Linked DNA regions of Homo sapiens: region 2 is linked to region 1. The links are chromatin loops, found by intact Hi-C in ENCODE. Cell type or tissue: heart right ventricle. All regions are shown on one strand. Links, peaks and the distances in the headings refer to the core of each region. The heading gives the core; the rest is flanking DNA. Region 1 has its middle 35 kb from the start of LINC03041. Region 2 has its middle 79 kb from the start of LINC03041.

Region 1 (9,094 bases), core at 314-8,313:
TGCCAACCCTCATTGATTTTCAGCAGTTTCTGAAAATCAAGCCCAGTACAGGAGAAGCTCAACTTCTTACAAAAAACAAAGAGTGTCGGAAAAGTTCACACTCAAGGTGACTGGATGACTTGAGCATTGAGGATTAAAGTATGACCCGGTCTGTTTAATCACTGAACACTAGGTATTCCACAGTACAGAAACATTCAGAATAATGGTTCTCTTGCTTTTCAGCAGTGTGCCACCAGATTTCAGGCTTAGTGTAAAACTGATTCCTGGTAAAACAGGGACATATTCTGTTCAGGTGATGTCCGTCAGGTGGAGGCAAGCTGAACCAGCCATGCATGAGGGTGGAGGGGGGTCTCCTGCATGTGAGGATGTGTAAGAGGTGAGGCTGAAGGAGAAGCTGGTGCCTAGGGTACAGGGTGTTCACTGGGACATGAGATACCCCTCCTCAGGAAAGTAGAACAGTGTGTGACCCAGGCAGTCAACGAGTCTATTCCAAGGCAACTCAGCACTGTAGGGCAGGCAAGTGAATAGTCAAATGTCTGTGGATATAACTTAACTCCAACACACGTGCCACCAAAAATTCAGGTTCAAAGAGCACAGACAGCAAAAGAGAGAGAACCAGAGATTCAGTAAAATACATTCCTGAGGAAGAAAGTCATGCATCAAGAAAGTCGTGCCACATATACATTATTGGCATAGGCTGACATACATTAATTCAACTGCCATCTTTGTGCTGGAAGGCATATCAGAAATCATCTAGTTCCATGCATTCATGTTTCCTTACATTGATCTTATATACATGGACTATGCCAAAATAAGATGTAATCCCTGACTTCAATGCACTCTCACTTAAGATGATATTGTATATTCTATGTCACAGAATTACAGATTATCTCATTGAAAAGGGCTAAAATATTCACCACATCCAATTCCCCACATCTGATAAAAGAACTCCAACCAAAACATTCTCATCAAGTGGTTCTTCAACACTTGTAACTCAAGCACATCCAGTGACCAGAAACTTACTACCTCCTAAGGCAGCCCACCCTACCTTTGAAACTGTGGCTATAAATTACTAAATTACTCTTGGAAATTTCTCATGCTTTGTTTTTGGTTAATTATCTGTCATTAGCTAACCCTGGATACTAGCTATCTATTTTTAAACTCTTCTCTGCAAGATATTACATGTGCATATGTAACTGCACACACTTAAACACAGAATCAGCTACTATAGTACTTCCCAAATTAATAGGATTAATCAGAAATAGATTGCACTTTTGTGTGTTCACACACACACACAAGCACACACATGCACATATATTGTCACTCCAGTGCTTAAATTGTCATCAAGAATGGTTTATTTATTCAACCATTCACTGCTCTTTTCTTTGGAAATTATTAACAGACCTGAAAAAGATTTAAAAAAAAAAAAAAAAAAAAGCTCACCAACTTGCCTTGAGGCAGAAAAAAAAAGAGTGCAATTTATCATTTTGCTGAAATAAGTAAACCTTGATGAGGTGAGCACCCATCAATTTCATAAATAAGTCAATAATGGGAATGTCAGCATCGGAACCACCCATTCGCTGTCTGGATATCACACAGGTAAACAAAGCCAGTTCACAGACTCTCACCTCAGTGTATATCCAAATCATTTTTACAAGTTAGACTGTGAAAATAATGATTACAAGTCTCATTGTCATTTTTTAAATATTAAATACTTTTTTTCCTACCATATTTCCTTGTTGCACACACTCTAAGACATATCATGATAATATCACCTTTTGGTGGAAACTGATACATCTAATGCACATGTCAACTCTAAGAGGTCTCAATTTCAGAAATGGTGAAGACTGGGTGGGGAGCATCCATTAGAATTACAGAAATGCTTTGTTTTTTGTCTTTGTTTTTATTTTTGTTTTTGTTTTTGTTTTGAAATGGAGTCTCACTATGTGGCCCAGACTGGAGTGCAATGGCGTGATCTCGGCTCACTGCAACCTCTGCCTCCGGGTTCAAGTGATTCTCCTGCCTCAGCCTCCTGAGGAGCTGGGATTACAAGCGCCGGTCACCACGCCTGGCTAATTTTTGTATTTTTAGTAGAGACGAGGTTTCACCATGTTGGCCAGGCTGGTCTCGAACTCCTGACCTCAAGTGATCCACCTGTATCGGCCTCCCAAAGTGCTGGGATTACAGGCGTGGGCCACCACACCCGGCCCGGAAATGCATTGTTTACTTGCCTGAGCATCACGGAAATAACATGTAAGGGGTTTATTCAACTGAACCACTGCAAAGAGGGATGTGCTTGGGTTTGTTAGGTATGTCTGTGTCCTGTAACTTAACCCATCCCCTCCAGCTGTGGTCTGGGTTCCCCGTTTTCAGGAAGGCTGTACTTTTACCTCTGTTAGCATCTTTTCCTGGACACATTTACTTCTTCAGCTTTGATGTTTGGCAGTGGTGCTGAGTTTTTTTCTAGCCAACTGAAAAAACGGGGGCCAGCTCTAATCTGAAGGCATCCAGTTTGTTTTATTTTTAAGGTCCAAGGCTGGTACATCCAAAAACCAGTTGCATCAAGAGAAAGCCAGTCTATAAATTATGGACATAAATAGTATTGTGGAAGATTGACCTTCACACAGACAGATAAATAAGTGATAACTGTGAGACAAACAAGAACATGTAGATAAATAAGTGATAATCTCAAGAAAACTTCTCTTCTTTCTAAATTAGCAACCCCAAAACTTGGGAGTTCTTCCTTTCTTTCACCAGAGAGCTGTGCGTAATTCCTCCATAGACCATCATGTACCCCAGCTGCTGGTCCCTAACGAAACTGAGGCCACCATGTCACATTCACCAAGCTGCTTTTATGCACATTGGCACAGTTTGTGGAGAGTAATGAGCACACTTTTTCTCTTTTCGGAAAAGCCGTCATGGGCTAAGCCTGGGGATGGGGAGAGGCACTAGGGATTGGGGAGGGGTCCCTTTTCCCCGGAATAAGCTTTGCAAGACCTTAGCTTAAACCCTGGGAAGAAATTAAGGGCAGGTCAGAAGCTCTTCGGGTCACTGTTTGCCCATTCACTGGCAGTCCCTTCCTCAGCTTTGTTCAGCTAATTAATCCCCCCAGACACTTACATTCACCACATGCAAATTATCACAGAAGGGCGCTTTTTTTTTCCCCCTGCTATTTTTTCCAAACATTCACTTGAATTATACTCTTCTGACATCAGCTTCCAGCCCCACTGAGGGGTTTCCAACAGCCTAATAACAAACAGATTAGAGGCCAGAGGAGTGTGTACTCCTCGAGTCCCCCTCTGGGTCCAGCTGCGAGCTGCAAGACTGCGCCGCGATTACCGGCAAACGTAGCCCAGGCCGCGGCTCCAACTCTGATGTTCAAATGGAAACTCGGTGTGAAGGCCTCTGGGGGATTCGAGAACACTAACTTTGTTGCCCATCAGAAATGGATAATATTCCCTGTTCTGTTCCTGCTGGGATCAGTTCCAAGTTGGAAAGCGGCCTCTTCTCCTAATTCAAGCTGGGGCCAGAGTGGAGCAAGCCTTCTCAGATATTATAAGCCAGTGTGAGCTCAAAAAGGAATTCAACGCTCAAGGCCAAATAGCTTCAAAGCTAATAATCCTCCAGAGTCGGCGCGAGAGTGCTACAACTGTCAGTGTCAACTCACACCATGCGCGGTGAGAGCGCAACTTCAATAATGACATCATGGAGGAGAGGGCAGAGGGCAGCCGCTGCACAGGGAAGTGCCCGGGCCCTTCAGATCTTTGAAACCTGCAAGGATTTATCTGGACTAACATGTCTCCATGTAGTCATCGCAGTTTTAGGCTACTCTGATTAAGGATTTAGTGTATTCAAAGGGTTTCGGCGGTGCAAGATGACACGTTTTCAGGAGCTCTATTGGATTCCATTATCTTCTCCTCTCTTCTCCGAATGTATCTCCTCCCCAGCTGGGGCCCCTCTTCCCTGTCATGTCCCCTACCAGGCTTCCAGACAGGCCTCCTCACACAAGCTGCTGGCTCAGCCTGGGGTCCCTACCGCCCCCCAGCGCCTCCCCCCTCTTGTTCATGCCTGGGTTTGATTGTCAAACAGGCTCGGCCGCACTTATGCACTTGAGTGTCAGGATGCAGACCCCAGCAGACTTGAACAAATTCCTCCAGGACTCCCCTGGGCCCTGCGTAACCTCTTTTTAGCCAGCTCAGCGGTGGAAGGAACACAGGTTCCTGTTAGAAGACACCCAGAGATATACACAGTCACGGTCACAGTTCAAAAGAATAAACTTCACAGAATCCTAGGGGAGGGAAGAGAGGGAGAACGTACAGCTCGGGGCAGGAGTAGAAGGTCAGGGAGGAATTTTCCCCCCACCCGGAAAGCCCATGAGGACAAGGCAATTCAACTTTGCAGTTGGTTGCAGTCCATGAATGATGCTAACAAGAACTCGTCACACAGTGTAAGTCTATCTGCCAGGCACCGCGGTGACTGCAGGGAAGCCTGAGCTACAGAGGGCTCCTCCGGGACGGGGAAGCTGCCCTGAAGACGCTGGCAGCAGAGCAACGATGTGTGCTCCGCCGCAGCAGGCATGCCTTGTGCCCTCCCACGGCAGAAGGAGGGGTCGGCCTGGCCCACGGTAGGAAGCCCTGGAGTGCAGTGACAAGAACACAGCAACCTAATCCAACATACTTGAACGTCAGTGCTGGTCTGACCAGCTGTGTGCTCTTGACAAGAGCTTTCACCTCTCTGAACCGCCATCCTTTTCTAAAAAACGGAGACAATGCCTCATAGGGTCAGCGTTATGTGAAGATAACATAAAACAATGCAGGTAAATTACAGAGCCCAGTATCTGGCCCCAGTATGTGTTCAATAAACGTTCGCTGTTATTATCATCACTATCATTGTAATTCAAACGGCAGTTTTTACCTACTCCTGAAGCAGTTAAAAATATTGGAACTTGAAAGACACATAAAAACACTTTAGAGGGAAGAAATATAAACTTCTGTGGGTTCAAACATGCAGAGCTCCCCATAATGGTTAATGTAAATGCACTTCCGGATTGAACACTGCAAGTGTGGTCTACAGGCACAACTCTGGAATGTTGTTGATGGGGTTCCACTCAGGAATAACCACAAAAAGCCTGGGACATATTATTGAATTAATCAATATCTGTCCTGGTCCCAACCCTAGTTCTCCTTTGTTTCAAACTTTGGTTTCATATCAAACTCATTAAAGTGTAATTTACACACAATAAAGTGCGCACATTTTAGGTACGCAGTTTTGATGAGTTTTGGCCAATACGCTCACCCATCTAGCCACCAGGGCAATCAATCTAATGAACATTACCTGCATACCAAAAAAGTTCCCTTGTAGACCTTCCCAGGCAATACTTGCCCCACCCTCCGCCCTAGGCAACCATTGTTCTGCTTTCTGTCACTATAGATTAGATTTGCCTGTTCTTGGTCTTCAAGTAAATGGAATCAAACAGTGTGATTTCTTCTGTGTCTGGCTTCTTTTGCTCAGCATAATGTTACTAAGATTCATTACTGGTTGCGAGCATTGGGCTTTATTCTTTTTCAGTTGCTGAGTGGCATTTCATTGTATGGATATACCACATGATGTTTATCCATTCACCTATTGATGAACATTTAGATTGTTTCCATGTGGGGATTATTATAAATAAAGCTTCTATAAACATGCATTTCATGTGTTTTCATTTCTCTTGGGTAAATATGTAAAAGTGCAATTTCTACAATTTTAAAAGAAACTGCCAAGTAATTCTCCGAGGTGGCCGTACTACATCTCACACACACACACACACACACACATATCCCGCTGGGATGTGGCTCCACATCCTGGCCAAGAGAAGTGTGGTGCCAAGGGAGGGGGCTGTGGGAGAGGTCTGCCCTAGCTGGGGAGGAATATCTTATCACTGACATTGTTTAGAATTGCAGTTGCATGGTGATAATAAAAAGCAGATTGTCTTTGCGGTTTTACTATTGTTTGAAAATTCTCTACAGAAAACGCACCCCCTTATTCAGCCTGCTTGCCCCACCCTGGGCACACCACTGCTCACCCACGGTTGGTCGACAGCCTTAGACATTAGCTACCTTAGTGTCTGCACGGTGCTATTTTACTGTGGCTTGAATTTGCCTTTCCCTGGCAACTGATGAAGTTGGACTTATTGGCCACTTGCATGTCTTATTCTGTGATGTGTCCACTCAAATCTTTCACCTATTTCTAATTGGGCTATTTGTCTTCTTCTTTTTGTGTTGTAAGAGTTCTGTATGTATCCTGGATATGAGTGCTTCATCAGGTGTGTGTGTCACAAGGATTGTCTCTCTTCCCAGTACATAGCTCTTGACACATTCTGCCCCTAGCATCCTGCTGATCCAACCTTATGGACCTGAATGGACCCTGGAGTTTTGACTCAACTACAACAGTTCACTAAATATGTTTGATTGCAGCTTCATGAGCTGCAGGAGTCATGGGTTCCATGATGCCCCTCATTGAAGGAGGCACTGTTCTTTGTTCTTCCTTCAGTGGTTCTTGTTGCCGCTGTTATTGCCCCATTTCTAGGCTCCATTTTGAAGCAGGAAGCTCTGTCCCCTGGTCCACATGCCGCCAGGAATACTTCCCCAACTTCCAGTCCTTCTCACCACAACCGCATGCCACCTGAGCACCTCGGACTGGCTTTCCCAGGGTTTCGCTGCTGAACGTTCCACTCTGGCCCTTCACCTTACGTCATAGGAAAGGGCCAGAGCTGGGCTTTATCCTTTTTGAGCACATTCCACCGGTTTTTCTATTTCACAGCTCCCACCCCATGGATTTACTTGTCTACTTCTTCATGTCTGTCCATGAAACCTGGAACCTGGGTTGGGCCATTTGGAAGCCACCATACCCCTTCCCCATGGATCCATCAGGGGCTGGTCTTTCCAAAGATCCAAGGACTTCAGCACCTTCTAACACAAGGCTGCGAGAGGCAGGGTACTGGTTTATAGGGATGCAGTTCAGCAATGGGCTACCAGCTGGCAAGAGAAGGGAGAGTGGATGGGAAGCAGGAGACACGAAGATCTGTTAAAATTGGCCCATGTCCCACCATAGGAAATACTAGTATCTAACTCCTGGGTAGATTGTGAGGATTAGAAGAGCTGTTATATAAAAGGCACTTAAGCATAGCATCTCGCACCGAATAATTGCTCAATAACTGTTAGCTATTAGATCAGGGTCCCTTTTATCTGATGCAACATGGACTGCTGTTGGTCAGCTAATGGAAAAAGTTGTTCAAAAAGACAAATCAGAGAAAATTATATGACACACCTTCAACATTTTAACTTAAAACATAAACATACATCCTTTCACAGTCCTTAGATCTAGTCACGACACCTTTCCTTTGAGTACGGGTCCATGGATGGGCGTGTCCAGCTGTCTTTCCTGAGCAAACCATCCCTGGCATTTCCAGCTTCCATTTCCTTAAAGTGATACAAAAATGTACACTTGCTAAGTAATCTGAATGAAGAATCATTTTTGATGTCTTCCTTTTTCCCCAATCCTTTTTAGATTTGTTTTTAATTGACAAATAATAATGTGTATATTTATGGGGTACAGTGTGATGTTTTGATCCTAATGTGAAGGCATGCCTACTGAGACCTGTGGATCTTTGTTCCTATTGCAAAAATAAGCCTATTGCAATAAGTAATTTAACAAAATGTTCATAAACAGATGATATAATGAGAACAAAGAGGAAATTTTACTCTTATGAAAACTAAGTTAGTGTGAGAAGATCAAATGACCATGAGTTGCTAGAAAGTGTTGCTTTGTTATGTATAAATCTCTCTGTAATGTATACATTACATACATTACATACATATATATGGAACTTGCATGCTATTTGTTGTTGAACTTTGCCCTGACCTGTAGGATTACTTCTCACACCTCTGGAAAAATCAGCAGGATGACCCTTGGGAGTTAGAAGACCTGAGTTCTAGTCCTGGTTCTGTCACTCACACATCTGGTGACCTTGGCAGACCCTCATCCCTTTCCCTAGAAGGAAAGCCTGATGCTTTAGTTAGTGAGAAATCTGCCCACATCACTCTTGAGGACCTAATGAGATGGTGTGAGCAAAGCCCTGTCCACTTTAGGACGGGCTTCAGTCCAAGCAGCTTCTCTTGTCATGTTACCAGTTCCCAAAACCCAGATGCCAAAGGTCGGGCCATGTCACATTTGGGGGTTCTCAAATTCCAGGCCCCTGTCACTCAGGAGAAGAAAGGGCAAAGGCATGCTTCTACTGTCAGTTCCCTTCAGCATCTGGCCTGAGCCTTCCCTCTGCCCTTTCACTGCTGCCAGAGCACTGTTTATCAGGCAGAGCCCTCCAACCCGAGCTCTGGGCACCTCCGGGGCAGCGCCTGCCAAACTAGACCATCCTCAGCCAGGTTAGTAGGTCTAGTCCCTGCAAACGCAGTTAGCCACAGCCGAACCTATGCTCATTCTCAATGTGCCTCTATTTGGAGGGTGGGAATGCTGCTTGGAATGTGAAGAAGAAACGCATGTTAAGTAATCCTAGCTACTGGGGAGGCTGAGGCAAGAGAATCACTCGAACCCAGGAAGCGGAGGTTACAATGAGCCAAGATTGCACCACTGCACTCCAGCCTGGGCGACAGAGACTCCATCTCAAAACAAAAACAAAAACAAAAAACCAAGACTTCTTTCTATCTACCAAGCACCTTCAGAGCCTGTAGGGGTGATTCCAAACAGCAAGGGGCAGCAGACAAGACCTTATCCTCAGAGCAGGCCTTTGAGGTGAGCAGGAGTCAGCAGCCCTCAACTCAGTGTGCCTTCCGCACCCCCCGCCTCAGTGCTTCTGTGGCATGAGACTCCACACTTTCACAGCCATTTGTCCCTGGAAATGCAAAACCTCCAGGAAGGGGACACTTTATGTCAGTCCTTTTCCCTGTGGAGTAAATGAGTGAGAGTCTTTCCGCAAAGCTAGTTTTTGTAGGGAGAGGGAGAGGAGAATTTGAGGACTTGAGGGGACAGAGAGGAAAAGGAGAGGAAGGGGGAAAGAACAAAAAGCAAGAGGTTCAGGAGAGGCCCTGAGGACTGAAAT
Region 2 (9,094 bases), core at 490-8,489, 44 kb after region 1:
GCAGGCTCTCAACCCTACTCCCCAATCATGGGGGAAAAAATTGTTCATCAAATATTATTCTAAAAATCATTGGTATGGATAATTATTACAGACAGCAATTGCTTTAGTTTTGTTATCATTATTGCTGGCATTTTAAATGCCTGAAGGCTAAATATCTGAGATTCATTGTTAACTATATATCTCTGAGCAACGACAGACTTGTGGCAGCTTGAAGATATTTTTGAACAAGGAATAATAGTACAGTAGAGATTGAAACTGAATCTCCTTTAGAATTCATGATCACAAGGAAGTGGTATTGAATTTACCTCCCAAGTCTTGGAAAAGAGCACAAGATAACATTCTGTTTTCTTAGGAATCAAAATCAAATTCACAATGTAGTTTATCTAAAAGTGAGCAGGTGACTTTAGGATCTCTGCTAAGGGACAACATATCAAGGATGTCCCTGAGACTTCACCTGGGTTCCAGGAGGAGCGGCACCATAAATACTCACTCTACCAAGATAAGATGGTTTCTGCCAGAAAGCACCTTCAAAACCTCTGAGTCCAAGGTTAAATAATTACTTATTTCCACAATTTAATCTTAAAAAAAAAAGGATTTATGTTAGCTAAGATACAAATGTTATCATGAAATTAAATAACTCTTATATAAGTTTCAAAATAAGGGAAAATAAGATCAAGGAAGCAAGATGGAGTAAAGACGTAGTTTTAGTCCCTAAATGTCTGCCATTAGGAATTCAAGGTTGGACTACAGGTGGGTCATAAAGTTGGCTCTGAGCTTCCTAGCAGTCACTATAAAGAGAGAAACATGAAAGGTCATGAGATGTAGAGTTTGTAAAGTAAAAATAAGCCAGTTGTTCAGAGAAGCAACATAGCCATTCCTGATGCCAAGACAATAAAATAGCTCTCCTGAGCATCCCTGGGAATAATAAATGCCATCTTCTGCAGCATCTTTGATCAGGGCAATGAGTTTCATAGTCTGTGTCTTATGAGATGATGAGACCAAGTTTTTGGTCAAGAACACACATGTGACTGGGCTTCCTAAGAAACTTTCAAATTCTATTTGTATGTTTGGGTAGTTGAATCAGACCTAGTCCTTCTGAGCATATTAGCCCATACACATTTACTCTTCCACAAAGCACACGTGCAGTTGAACAGATAGAACTTGACTGAGTTCTCCAATGACAACACTTTGAATGTCAGGAATTTCTGTAGTATGGACACACACTGCCTTTCAAAGTATATCCTCTGCAGGAAAGGGCGTGAAGCCCTCACCAAGAAGGCCATGTTTTTTGTGGAGACCCCGGTACCCCATTATTAATGGTTACCTTAATAAGGTAACATTGCCTGACTCTTATTATGATAAAATTATTTTGTCATCAGCCGTACCTCTAAGGTATTTTCCTTTTCCCGTCATGAAATGAAAGGGCTTTTCTAAGAATAAATGTGATCATTGAAATGCACCTATTATTTGTCTGCCAGCACTTTCCTTCCCTCTTGGATATCAGGCTACCCCTTTGGGGAAGTTGTTCCTTTTTCTTTGTCCAATCATCCATTTGTGGTTGGGGTCTAAAATTATAGCACTCTAGTCTCTTGCTACAGTTGAGTGGTCTAGGGGTCACATATGATCCAAAGTGGGCCAATCAGATTTCTTTCTAGGGCTTTTCAAACTGGAGCTAGAGAAAGCATTTCAGGCCCTCCTTGGTGGTGAAGTTGTTCTATACAGTCCTGGGAGCCGTCAACAGCTGCATTCCCAGCTGGGTGAAGGCAGCCAGTCTGCAGAGGAGGAGGTGAAGTCAACACAGAGGGAGGCAGAGACAAAGGACACAAAAGTAGACCTGGCAGCATCATGTCCCCAGGTTTCAAGGTGTCTCTTAGACCTTTTATAATCCTCCTATTGCCAATTGAAGTTGAGCTTCTGTCACTTGCAAAGAGAAGACTTTTTGCAAAGGGAAGACTTGTAAATGCTTCTACCGTTTCTCAAAACTCTTTCACCAAAAGATCCCCAGGTTTGTGTAAACTCAAATAAGCAGACTAACCTGAGGCTCCCAGGAATATTTCATATACATTCCCCAAGGGGGCCTGCTTGGTTAGGTGATAGTCTGTGTTCACACAGCTTATTCTCAAGGAGTGCACAAATAATTAAATGAAGATCAGGGGCAGATTACAGGCTTGTGAACATCAGCTTGGGCCCCACACTCTCCCACTGCCAGCCCCGGACTGTCTAGCACAGCTTTACTGTGTCACACAACAGAATCACAGGGCTCCCTGACCTTGGAATATTTCTAGCAAGTGCTTAATCAGGGCTGTTTGGCAGCCCATATGATTTAGAGACAGTTATATCTGAACCAGCCGTCAAACTAATGTTTTCATAGTCATTGTAAATTGGGACAGTCTCCCCTTAAGAATGGTATCTCTCCAACTTTGAGCTACAAAGTAAAAAAACGGGAGACCAGATTTTTGTGTTACACAATATGAGTTGTTTTGAATATGGAAATTCATGCTTCAGGAACCTAAACTGGAATCCTAGCAAACACATTTTAACTTGTGTAAATAGGGGTTAGTAACTATGAGCTGGATTTTTTTTTTAAGAGGCAAGATCTCACTGTTGCCCAATCTAGTCTTGAACTCCTGGCCTCAAGCAATCCTCCTGCCTCAGCCTCTCAAAGTGCTAGAATTACAGGCATGAGTCACCATGCCTAGTTAGGGAAAGCAGGATTTTTGTCAAAATCTACTACATTTAATTGATTCTAAAATGCTGTATAGAATGTGATTGACAGTGGATGGGGTATTGTAACTGGCAGGATTTTTTCCATCTCAGTGATACACAAAATGATAAAATATCCTATAAGCAATGGCATGTTTTCTTTGATTGCATTAAACAAGAAAGGCATATTTTAGTTATTGTGGTTTTTTCAAGGATGTATCACAGTTACTTCCTTTGCTGTCACCAAAACTTTGTGTTGTAGGACTACTTTGGGGAGGCTCAGGTGTGGGCCTAAAGTGCCCCAGCAGTTATTGGCGGAGCCCAGCTTAGAACTTGGTGTTCTAGAATTCCATACAGCATTCTGCACTTTGTATCAGACTCCCAGCAGTTCCAGATCAGAGGCACACACAACCAGAGCTCCCCATCCAACCCCAAACATATTTGCTTTCACCATTTCCAGGCATTCCCAATAAAATTGGTGTTAAGGGAAGAGAGAGAAGGAATAATTGACAAAATAAAGGAACCATTCTCTGTACCCCAGAAATACTGCATATTTGGTAACAGTGTGGGGCATGTATACATCCCCATCAGGTTCAAACCTCACTGTCCTCTTTCAGAGTCCTTTGTTGAACCCCAGGACAAGAAGTGAGATCGGTAAGTCTCAGCCTATGGTGCACATAGCTACTTGCTCCACTCTCTTTCTTATTGATTCTGTATGCTTCATGCAGAACAGTCCAGAAAGCCACTACCAATCCCACACAGCCCGTGAGATGAAATATTTTTGCATGAAACACTTCAGCATAGTCTGATCCCTCAACCCTTTATAATCTGGATGCAACCTCCACTTCCCACTTCATTGCCTGCCATTTCCTTATCCCATGCCATAGTCAAATGGAACTACCGACTGTCTCCAGGTATATGCCTCATTTTCAGTCACCCTGTCCAAAAAACTCCTCCTCTTTGGCATGTTCACTTGTGCATTCACAGCCCCACTAAACACACATTTTCTCCATCAGAAGTAAGCTGTTTGGGCTCTAAACTCCCATAGCATTCTCTCTGTTGTATTTATTTCGCATCAGATGTGAATTTGTCCCACAATACTAGGCTGCAAATAACATTCTGCTTCAATCTTCTTTCCCCCAAACAAAACTCTACTAATGACCACTAAGGGATGCATCTCTGGACAGACAGGCCTTGGAAGAGGTGGCACTGGTACGACGGTTTGGGGCAAGGAGTCCGGCAGCCAGCACGACAAGCCTCAAATTCCACCTTGGCTACTTACCACCCATAAGACCCTGAGCAAGGGATCTGACTTATTTCTTACTGATGGTATTTTAAGTGGCAGGATCATCATCTCAATATCATCATCTATAAAAAAGGGAATGATAATGGGACCTGTGTGAGAGATTCACTAAAATAATCTACAAAAGGGACTTAGCACAGTGCCAGGCATGTGGTAAAGTTCCACAGATGACATTTATTATTAGTATTATTGTACTTTCCTTTAGCTCTATGTTCAGTCCTATGAGACTGTTAGGACTTAAATTATACCAAGGAAATAAGAAGTGGTCCATTTCCTTCATCTTTGGTGGTGGTCATCGTGGTCCCTCTACTGTAGGGTGCCACAGGGGAGCGGGAGCCCTCTGCCACGGGCTGGGCTCTGCTACAGGGGGCATATTCCAGAAGTGCATCCCACAGGACTCAGTGTAGCCACAGCCCACTCCCCACCCTGAGCTCCTGGAGCACAGGAGCCTAATCCACAACCCAGAAACACAGGGGTTGCCCTTTTAGAAGTCTTACCACCTGGCCCAGGAAGGAAAGCAAGGGAGGAGGGCAGAGTTTCTGACCCTTAGACCATCAATCCTACTTCCTCCCCTCTTGCCACCTCCCACACTCCCTGCCCAAGCCCTAGCCATGCTTTCCCCTCCTGGGCAAGCCCCACTTAAGTCCTTGATGGTCCTACGTGGGGATCACACCCTAGTTAAAAGACTTAGGGGTTGATGGGAGAAATTAGGTTCTCATCCTTTTGAGCCTCCTACAATAGCAAACATGAATATCTTGTTCGGTTATGCCGACGCATGGGTGTGCCAGCTGGGATTAGTGTGCTTCTCTCTGCTACTAGATGGTAAGCTCCCTGTGGGCCATATCAGTGTCAGATTCACCCAGCTCTGCCTCTGTCTTGTGCACAGAGTCCTTATTCTGAGAATCTGCAGGAGAAAATATCTGGGGGTACTAGACATTCTATTTCCCCTTTCCCTGTGGCCTCTCCCCATCCCAAGCCACAGGGGACAAAATGCTGCCATTGCTTGCTCCCAGTGACTAGAGGCAAACTGGTTCCCTGTTCCTCCAGACCAATCTTAAATCCAAGGAACATCGCCTGCCATCAGTCCCCCGCCCCTTCCTCACCTCAACTTAATGAACAAATAAGGAAAGAAAATTAAAGCAAAAAAAATTAAACAGCTTCAGCTAAGATCAATAGAATTCTATAAAGCTCTGGGCTATGGTATTGAGTGAGCGCAGAGTAATCCCCTGCATATTGCATGTTAAGTTAACTTGTGAGAGAAATATGCTCTTTCTCAGCCTCGCACCTTCTCCTCCATGGTGAAGGAGGAAGCAGGGAACACAAATTAAAATAATGTTGATTTAGTTTTTAAAGGGAGTACCCAGGAGCATTTTCTGCATGGCCAACTGAAAACTCCAGCCCAGGCTGCAGAACGCCTCTCTCTGCACAATACAAAGAGAATATTTGATCCCCAGAGCTCAGCCTGCTGGTGGATTTTTATTTTGGTTTTGGTTTTTGTTTCTTTTATGCCTTCCTCTGGATCTCAAACTTTTAAATGCCGACTGGAAAATTCCTTTTTCAGCAAAAGGTCCTTGCTCCACTCCAGTGTGACTGTAGGGAATCATTAGTCCTAACACATAGCAGTGTGTGATCAGGGCACACCGCGCCAGGGAAGCAGGTGGGGAAGAACAGGCATGATGTGGGTCCCTGTGTCTTGTCATTGGCTTGGCTTCTCCTAGGTGAGGGAGAACTCAGGGAACCAGGTCATCGGGTTTGCTCCTGGCAATTTAGCCACCTCTTCAGGTCCTGCAGACACTCGCCTAAATTCCAACCAGGGAGCAAGCATCAGAAACCATTCATGCCCACTCGATCAGTCCTTCTGAAAGACAGGCAGCCAAGAGGCAGCCGAGCCTGGTGCCAGGCAACCAGAGCTTGAAGCAGGGGTGGTGGATTCAAGCAGACCTGTGGCCAAATTCCAGCTCCACCATTTACAAGCTGCACAACTTTAACCAAGTTAGTTAACGTTTTAAGTCCCATTTTTAAAACAGCAATCATAATACCTCTCTTGCAGAACAGCACTGGGGATTAAATGAGATGTATCATGTGAAAAAAAATACCTGGCCTAGAGTAAATGCTCAGTAAATGTTGGCTTCCTTCTAAAGGGTTGACCCTGTGCACCTGGAAATGGGCAATGGCACAGGGACTACACACCGAATTCTGAATTCATTTCCAAGTCTCCAGCACTGAACACATTAAACAAGAAAAGCTGAGTGATGAATTAATGAATGGCCAGAACCATAGAGCTAATCCTTCATTGCTATCTTGCAAATAGTTTTCTCACATTATAAAATGAATTCATGCTTGATGTAGAGTTCTTAAGAAGTATAGATAATCAAAGAGAAGGAAATACAAATCATCCAGAATCTTGGCAACAAGAAACAGCTGCCATTATGGTTTCGGTATATAGCCTTCTGGGTATTTGTCATCATGTCTACAGAGATATAAATATTTGTTAAAGCAAAATGGAACCATTCTGAAACACTTTTTACATCACCTGTTTTGCTTATTTAACAATGGACCAGGAACATCTCTCCATGCCATTCAATTTCCTTCTATATGAGTTTTTAAGTGCTGAAAATATGACATTGATTCAATATACAGTAATTTATGTAAAAGAACTCCTTCTTGGATATACAGGCTATTTTCAATGTGTTCCTTTTATGACTGACTCTATAGACAACTATCTATAGATGAACACTTTAGACTTCTATCTTTGCAAATGGGTCTGAATACACCCTAAAAACAAACCTCTACAAATGGAATTGCTTGGTCCAAGACTCTGGAAAAATTTAAGGCCCACCAGAAAGGGAGATGAAAATAATGACATTGTGCAAACAAACCTCACACACAATGCTCACAGGTACCCGACCACCCTTCCAGAATAAACAGAGCCCTAGTCCCAGCCCAGGCAGGATGTTCAGAACTAGGGATGACCTTAGGAGCGGCCAGGACTGGCCACCCCACTAGGGAAGGGGATGTAGTGAATAACAGGGCCAGAATTAGGCCAGGTGCCCTCACCTATGGCTATTTGACCCCAGGCAAGAATTTTAATGACAGTGAGGCTCTGAGAACTCTGTAAAAATAAGGATAATGGTATTTTTCCATCTGCTTTGAGGCAGTGGGGGAGTTGTAAGGAGCTAATGAAAGGATATCTGTGAAAATGCTTTTCAAACAGCAAATGAAATTGGGGAGGAGCTGCTCTGGGGGCAGCTCAGGGAAACTGAGCAGTTTTCCCAAACCTCCAGAGACAATCTTCTCAGTGTGTGGCTTTGGGCTTTTGTTTGAAATGATGTGAATTCCCAGAACATCAGACACACCCACGGTCAAATGTAAGTAAAAAACACACCCAAGCCAAGGGTGCTGGGAATCCTGGCCCCTCTCGATTCAGGGTTATTCACGCTGGGTCTGCCCGCCTTCCTTCCTTGCTTCTTTCCTCCCTTCCTTCCACCCATGCAATCAACTGCCCTGCAGAATGTAAATTACAAACATCTCCCAAAGCAACTACCTGGAACCCTCACCCATTCCACTCAATGGCTTCTGATGGAGAGAGGAGAGAAAAAAGGAAACACACACAGGAATCCTTGCTAATTTATTCAAGTATTTTAGGACACTGGAGATATTTCCTGATAGCAAACAACTTTGCTCTTGGAGACCTTCAACAAAGATGGTTCAGGCTGCAGTTTCCTTCCTGCAGCCTAAACTTCAGTCTGGCACAGTGTTTGCTACCATAGCTCCTCCAGGGCAGATTCTTGTGGTAGGGATGGTGGGAAGTGGGTCAGAAGTACCCAAGATCAACCAGTACAACTGTTCTCTCCTGGTCTGTCAGAGCAATAAGGCTCTGGAGTTTAATGTGCTTGGCTCTTCAGGAGTGTCCAGGGGAAAGGATACAGTCATGGCTTCTTAATTTCTGTTTCTGATTGGGCCAGTAAAGTCCCTTCCTCATCCCTCTTTTCTGCTTATCACTAGAGACAGAAACTAAAAACCATGGCTTCAGGCTACTAAAAAGCCTAAAACAAAACAGAACCACCACCACCACCAAATAAGGCAGGTTGGACAAGCTTGCAAAGAATCCTAATTTGCCAACCCAGAGGTGGTTTCAGCTGCAGTGAGGACACAGGGGAGCTCTGATTGAGAAAATGCACTCATCCGCAAGAACACTTCCTGTATGTGGGGACAGGGAGAAGCTGTTGGGGGTGCAAAGCTGTGAGAGGCAGCGTCCACCCCAAGGAGTGTTTAAGAGTTTGTACCTTGTGGTCAGAAAAGGCTGGGCCTGAACTCCAGCTTTGCCACTGCTGTATGCTGCACCTTGGATAAGATCATTAACTTTGTTAAGCCTACATAAAATGGGAATAGAGCAATTTACCTCTAAGAGCTTGATATGGTTTGGCTCTGTGTCCCCACCAAAATCTCATCTTGTAGCTACCATAACTCCCATCTGTTGTGGGAGGGAGATAATCGAATCATGGGGGCAAGTCTTTCCTGTGCTGGTCTCATGATAGTGTATATGTCTCCTGAGATTTGATGGTTTTAAAAATAGGAGTTTCCCTGCACACACTCTCTCTCTCTCTCTCTCTCTCTCTCTCTCTCTCTCTCTCTCTCTCATCTGCCAGCACGTGAGACGTGCCTTTCAGCTTCCACCATGATTTGAGGCCTCCCTAGCCATGTGAAACTATAAGTGCATTAAACCTCTTTCTTTTGTAAATTGCCCAGTCTCGCATGTCTTTATCATCAGTGTGAAAACAGACTAATACAGAGCTGTTGTGAAGATAAAATGAGATGATGTCAATATAAATGAATATATTGCTGTGACAGACATTATTCTCAACCATAAGCTTTCAGCCCACTCACCTTGCACCCCAACTCCTCCAGCAGTGCTATCTTGGCTGAGCTCAGAGCATTATCAGTCACTTTTTAGACATTAGAAAAGTTTGATTCTCAGAAATCAATAAAGTTCAGATTCTCCTAACACTAAAACTTCAATTTCTCATCCAATTCAAAGGCTCTCTCTTTCCCCAGCTCAGGCCTACACCAGGCTCAGTAACCTGCAGT

Evidence for each region. Peaks named below come from ENCODE experiments on the same cell type or tissue, not always from the same donor. Only the 100,000 strongest peaks of a DNase experiment are listed, where the experiment ranks them.
Region 2: a loop joins it to region 1, with 2.8 times the contacts of the local background. A loop is called at or near these places in 3 of 110 quality-filtered maps.

The regions. Positions count from the first base shown.
Region 1 is chr9:16,306,447-16,315,540 of GRCh38, forward strand. No RefSeq gene overlaps it. Among named protein-coding and RNA genes, the nearest start is that of LINC03041, 35 kb to the left of the region's middle. In heart right ventricle, for the core only: no CTCF peak of the experiment used is centred there; a DNase peak (open chromatin) is centred at 3,378; H3K27ac peaks cover 394 bases; H3K27me3 peaks cover 1,171 bases.
Region 2 is chr9:16,350,706-16,359,799 of GRCh38, forward strand. No RefSeq gene overlaps it. Among named protein-coding and RNA genes, the nearest start is that of LINC03041, 79 kb to the left of the region's middle. In heart right ventricle, for the core only: no CTCF peak of the experiment used is centred there; no DNase peak of the experiment used is centred there.